Regions from separate parts of the Homo sapiens genome. Here region 1 is linked to region 2. A link is an interaction called in ENCODE POLR2A ChIA-PET data of the cell type or tissue named here. Cell type or tissue: OCI-LY7. All regions are shown on one strand. Region 1 overlaps ITGB3 (integrin subunit beta 3). Region 2 has its middle 3.8 kb from the start of MYL4.

Region 1 (2,500 bases), 110 kb after region 2:
TCTCATGATGAGGTTTTCTTAACTTAAAAGAACATGTATATAAACATGCTTGCATTATATTTGTAAATTTATGTGATGGCAAAGAAGGAGAGCATAGGAAACCACACAGACTTGGGCAGGGTACAGACACTCCCACTTGGCATCATTCACAGCAAGTCACTGGCCAGTGGCTGGATCTGTGAGGGGCTCTCTCATGATAGAAGGCTATGGGGATAGATGTGTGGACACATTGGACCTTTCCTGAGGAAGAGGGACTGTTCTTTTGTCCCAGAAAAGCAGTGGCTCCATTGGTGTTGACATACATCCAACATTAAAAGCCACCCCCAAATGCCCAAGAAAAAAAGAAAGACTTATCAACATTTGTTCCATGAGCAGAAAACTGGAGCTCTGGCCTCAGTGTTACAGCTAAATAATCTTTAATTAAGGCAAGTCACTTTCTTCTTCTTAAAGCTGTTTTCTAGTTTGAGAAATGATGGGATTTTAGCAGCCAGTCTTGAAGGTCTCTTTCAGTATCAACATTCTAAGATGCTGGGACTTACTGTGTCATCAAATGTGCGGTTAAGATTCTCTGGGATATTGATACTGTTTGTGTTTTTAGTTGGGAGATCTGAGAGACCTGGCTTTGGCAAGAGCAGATGTCATTCCATATCACCTTTCTCAATGAAAGTCTCATTCTATCCTCTCTCCAAACCCGTTTTCCAACATTTGTTAATAGTTACGTCTCTCCTGATGTAGCACTTAAGCTTCATTTAGTTATTATTTCTTTCTTCACTTTGCACACATTTGCATCCACATATTAGGGAAGAGGAATCCATAAGTAGCTGAAATATCTATTCTGTATTATTGTGTTAACATTGAGAATAAGCCTTGGAATTAGATATGGGGCAATGACTGAGCCCTGTCTCACCCATGGATTACTCCTTACTGTAGGGAATGGCAGTATGGTAGAGGGATAAATAGGGGGCGGGGAGGGATAGTCATGGATCCAAGAAGTCCTTAGAAATAGTGGCAGGGAACAGGTGTGGAAGCTCATGCCTGTAATTATAACCTTCAGCTACTAAGACAGGTGTGGTGGCTCACGCCTGTGATTATAATCTTCAGTTACTAAGACAGAGTCCATGAGAGTGTTAATGGGACATTTTCTTTAGATAAGATGTTTTATATGAAGAAACTGTATCAAAGGGGGAAGAAAATGTATTTAACAGGTGAATCAAATCAGGAATCTTGTCTGAGCTACTGGAATGAAGTTCACAGGTCTTGAAGACCAATATTATTTGTCAATATGTGGGGATAACCTGTAGCTGCATTCATGAGGTAGCAAATAGCAGTTTTGGCCTGTGGGGTGAACAGCTAAACAGTGTTCTGGCATCAGATAACACGGCACAAAGGGATTGTGTCTAGCTCTTTTGGAGAAAATTTATGTCCAGTCTCAGGATCTGTGGACAATAACGGAAAACTTTGAATATTCCTGACAAGTTGCCATATTAGGAGTCAGTTCTTTACTTCTCTGAGATTCCCAGGTCATCCATGATTTTTTTTTTAATTTGAGACAAAGCCTCACTCTTGTTGCCCAAGCTGGAATGCAATGGCAAGATCTCAGTTCACTGCAATCTCTGCCTCTCAGGTTCAAGCCATTCTCCTGCCTCAGCCTCCCCAGTAGCCGGGATTACAGGCACCCGCCACCACACCCGGCTAATTTTTGTATTTTTAGTAGAGACGGGGTTTCACCATGTTGGCCAGGCTGGTCTCGAACTCCTGACCTTAGGCGATCCACCTTCCTCGGCCTCCCACAGTGCTGGGATTACAAGTGTGAAGCACTGTGCCCGGCCAGTCATCCATGATTTTAATGGGGTCCAAAGGCCTCTTTTTCTTTGTTAAGTATTCCTGGTTGAAATTTCTTTTCTTTTTTTTTTTTTTTTTGAGACAGAGTCTTGCTCTATCACCCAGGCTGGAGTGCAGTGGCACGATCTCTGCTCACTGCAAGCTTCGCCTCCCGGGTTCACGCCATTCTCCTGCCTCAGCCTCCCGAGTAGCTGGGATTACAGGCACCTGCCACCACGCCCGGCTAATTTCTTTTTGTATTTTTAGTAGAGACGGGGTTTCACGGTGTTAGCCAGGAAGGTCTCGATCTCCTGACCTCGTGATCCTCCCGCCTCGGCCTCCCAAAGTGCTGGGATTACAGGCGTGAGCCACTGCCCCCGGCTGTGGTTGAAATTTCTTAAGTGCCTTCCTCACTTCCTAACCACCTTCTCTGTTTGGGTTTGTGCAACAGTAAATTAAATGTACTTTCCAAAAAGAATTGGCCTAAGGCTGCTCAGTGCTTCCTGTGTTGTTATTTCTGTTTCCTTTGGATGAAAAGAATAGGTGTCATTGACTCAGAAATGATTATTTTAGAACAAGCATGTTTCCAAATGTAACAGAATGATGACTACTATGGGTACTGAAGCTAGCTTCAGAATCCAGAGCTTCTCTTTAGATTTTTTTGTTGTTGTTGTTGAGA
Region 2 (2,500 bases):
TCTCCTTCACCCAAGGGGTTTCTCGAGTTTTTCTTCATTTCTTGATATTTTCTCTTTGTAACTCTTCTGCGGGTGATCTTGGGATAGGGAGCCATGGTCACAGTAGTTCCATCAGGATCCAAGCTTAAAGATCTTGAGTAGTTGCTTTGTGCTAGACACTTTATTCTACATGTGCCACCTGTATTAACTCATTTAATCTTCACAACTACCTTGTAGTTATAACAGCCACATTTTACAGATGAGAAAACTGAGGCATGAAGAAGTTAAAAAGTAGCCAGGTGTGGTAGGGTGCACCTGTAGTCCCAGCTACTTGGGAGACTGAGGCGGGAGAATCACTTGAACCAGGGAAATGGAGGCTGCAATGAACTATGTTTCACCACTGCACTCCAGCCTGAGTGACAAAGTGAGACCCTGTCTCGAAAAAAAAAAAAAAAAGTTAACTAACTAAGCCAGGACTCTAAACCAGGCAGTCTGATTCATGAGTCAGCCTTCTTAACCTCTGCCTTGCAGTGAAACCCAAATTACCCAGTACTCTCTATGGGGACGATTGACAAAGTGTTGGCCAGGGCATTGCCCTGTGATGTCCAGGCTTATGAGACATTGGTCAGAGAAGAGAGAGAGAGGGTGACAGGAACAAGGCATTAACAGCCAGGCTAGCTGTCAGCAGCATTTGATCCCAGGCAGGAGACTCTAATGGACCTCTCTGAGCAGGACACAGACAGGCTCTGTGTGGTTAGAGATGAAGGGAGGAGGAGGAGTGAGTGTTTGCGAGCTCAGCCCAAATGAGGGCTGATGTCACTTCTCCTTTGTGCATTTGTGTCCGAATTTGACATCTGATGTAAACCGGTTGGTGCTAAATTCTGTCTTGTGTTTTCAATCTGCTGAATTGGAAGTCCCTCATGGGAGCATTTGGGTGAGCCTCAGCAACTCTGGCTCAGAAACCACCAGATGCTTCCCAGAGAAAGTTGTTTGGCTGCCAGTACCCACTGCCATACTTGCCTCTTCACACTACTACATCTCCTTCTTTCCTTGGCTCTGATGGGCCAACACATATTGTAGGGCAAGTCTGTGTCATAGGCCCTGGGAAGGATGCTCTCGATTGGTAAGATTTGAAGGTGAAAGTTACTGGCCATGAAACAGAATGAAGACCATAAGACGATGGAAGCTCGGACTCCAGTTACTGGGCTCTAATGAAGCGTGGCGTCATGAATTTTAGTAAAAACAAGGCCAGGGGTTGATATGTTGCTTCTTCATGCATGGCTCTTTCCCTGAAACCACAGCTCTCCTCCAGTTGTTTCTGAAGTGCCAGGCACTTTTTTCACTGGGGCTGCTGAAAACGAATCCGAAACTGATTTGAGGAGCGTCTCCTCCCCTGCTGGGGCTCCTGTGCCTAAGGTTTCAGGTGGTTGGGCATGCCTTCTCTGAGTGTTCTCCGTCAGACAGGCTGCCTGGCCCTAGAGACTTGCCACATGCTTTCTGAGCCACAAATATTTTACACCATGAGTTCCCAGCTGCTGCCCTTCCCCCCGCTTCCATTCCTTTCCACCTCTTCCTCATTCCTAATCCCACACCTTAAAATCCCTTTAGCCACTGTCACCTTACCTTGTCCCTTTCTCATGTGGACCTCTCTCTGGAAGTTCCAAATCTGGGAAGCCTGAATGCACCTCTAGCTTCAACCTGCTTGGCAAAGGAAAGTGAAATGAACATCTTCGAATGTTTCCTACATGGCAGAGGTTGTTTGCAGTGCCTTACTTAACATTATTTCATACAAATCTCATGACAATTTGAAAAGGAAATGTTTATCCTCAAAGGTCCTGAGGCTACTAAGGCCTAGATTAGAAAGTGGCAAAACCAGGCTTCAGACCCATCACTGTCTACCTCCAGAGTCCACAGTATTTGCGTGATTTTGGATGTCTCCGGAGCCCCATTCGGCTTTCCCAGCTTTCTAACCTCATAGCTCTGTTCCCATGCAGACCTGATATTTTGCTTCTTAGAATTTAGAAAAGAAAGGGGAGTGGGGTGGGGGAAAAAAGGAAAAGAAGAAAAGGAAAGAACAACCTTCCAGCTTTTTCTTCTGAGGATCATACGTCTTTGTAGAATAACTACAACAATAACATAATACTAACTTGTTGTGTGTGCGTGTGTGTTTTAACTGGAAGGGGGCATGTGTCATTCAGTGATTATTTAAAAAAATTTTAAGCCATGGAACCATTAGAAAATGATACTGTTTTACATACTGGGAGCTCCAGTATGTAAAACACAGGAGTGGTGGTGACTGAAGTGATGGTGGTGGAAGGAGCTCCAAGGTCTGGCCTTTCTATGTACCCTGCAGCCAGAAGCATGTCACCCTATAAAGCAAGATAGCAAGATTGCTAGTCTCAGGATTCTGTTGAACATGGTTTGAAAGTCTCCTGATTGTTTTTCCTTTTAAAATAAGCAAGCTGAGGCCCAGAGAGAGGAAGTGGCTGGCAGAGTCAGGACTAGTGCCTGGGTCTCCCAG

Evidence for each region. ChIA-PET counts read pairs that join two places held together with the same protein. Peaks named below come from ENCODE experiments on the same cell type or tissue, not always from the same donor. Only the 100,000 strongest peaks of a DNase experiment are listed, where the experiment ranks them.
Region 1: POLR2A ChIA-PET joins it to region 2 with 8 read pairs; 7 of 35 experiments call an interaction of 5 or more read pairs at or near these places.

The regions. Positions count from the first base shown.
Region 1 is chr17:47,311,445-47,313,944 of GRCh38, forward strand. It overlaps ITGB3 (integrin subunit beta 3), which reads left to right. Exons shown (of 15, transcript NM_000212.3): 15 at 1-2,299. The region is part of intron 2 of EFCAB13-DT (EFCAB13 divergent transcript); the gene reads right to left. Among named protein-coding and RNA genes, the nearest start is that of EFCAB13-DT, 11 kb to the right of the region's middle. In OCI-LY7, no CTCF peak of the experiment used is centred here; no DNase peak of the experiment used is centred here.
Region 2 is chr17:47,204,313-47,206,812 of GRCh38, forward strand. It overlaps a transcript of MYL4 not described here. Among named protein-coding and RNA genes, the nearest start is that of MYL4, 3.8 kb to the right of the region's middle. RefSeq lists enhancers at 70-119, 300-389, 400-449, 1,240-1,339. In OCI-LY7, no CTCF peak of the experiment used is centred here; DNase peaks (open chromatin) are centred at 489, 809 and 1,379; H3K4me3 peaks cover 2,500 bases; H3K27ac peaks cover 2,500 bases.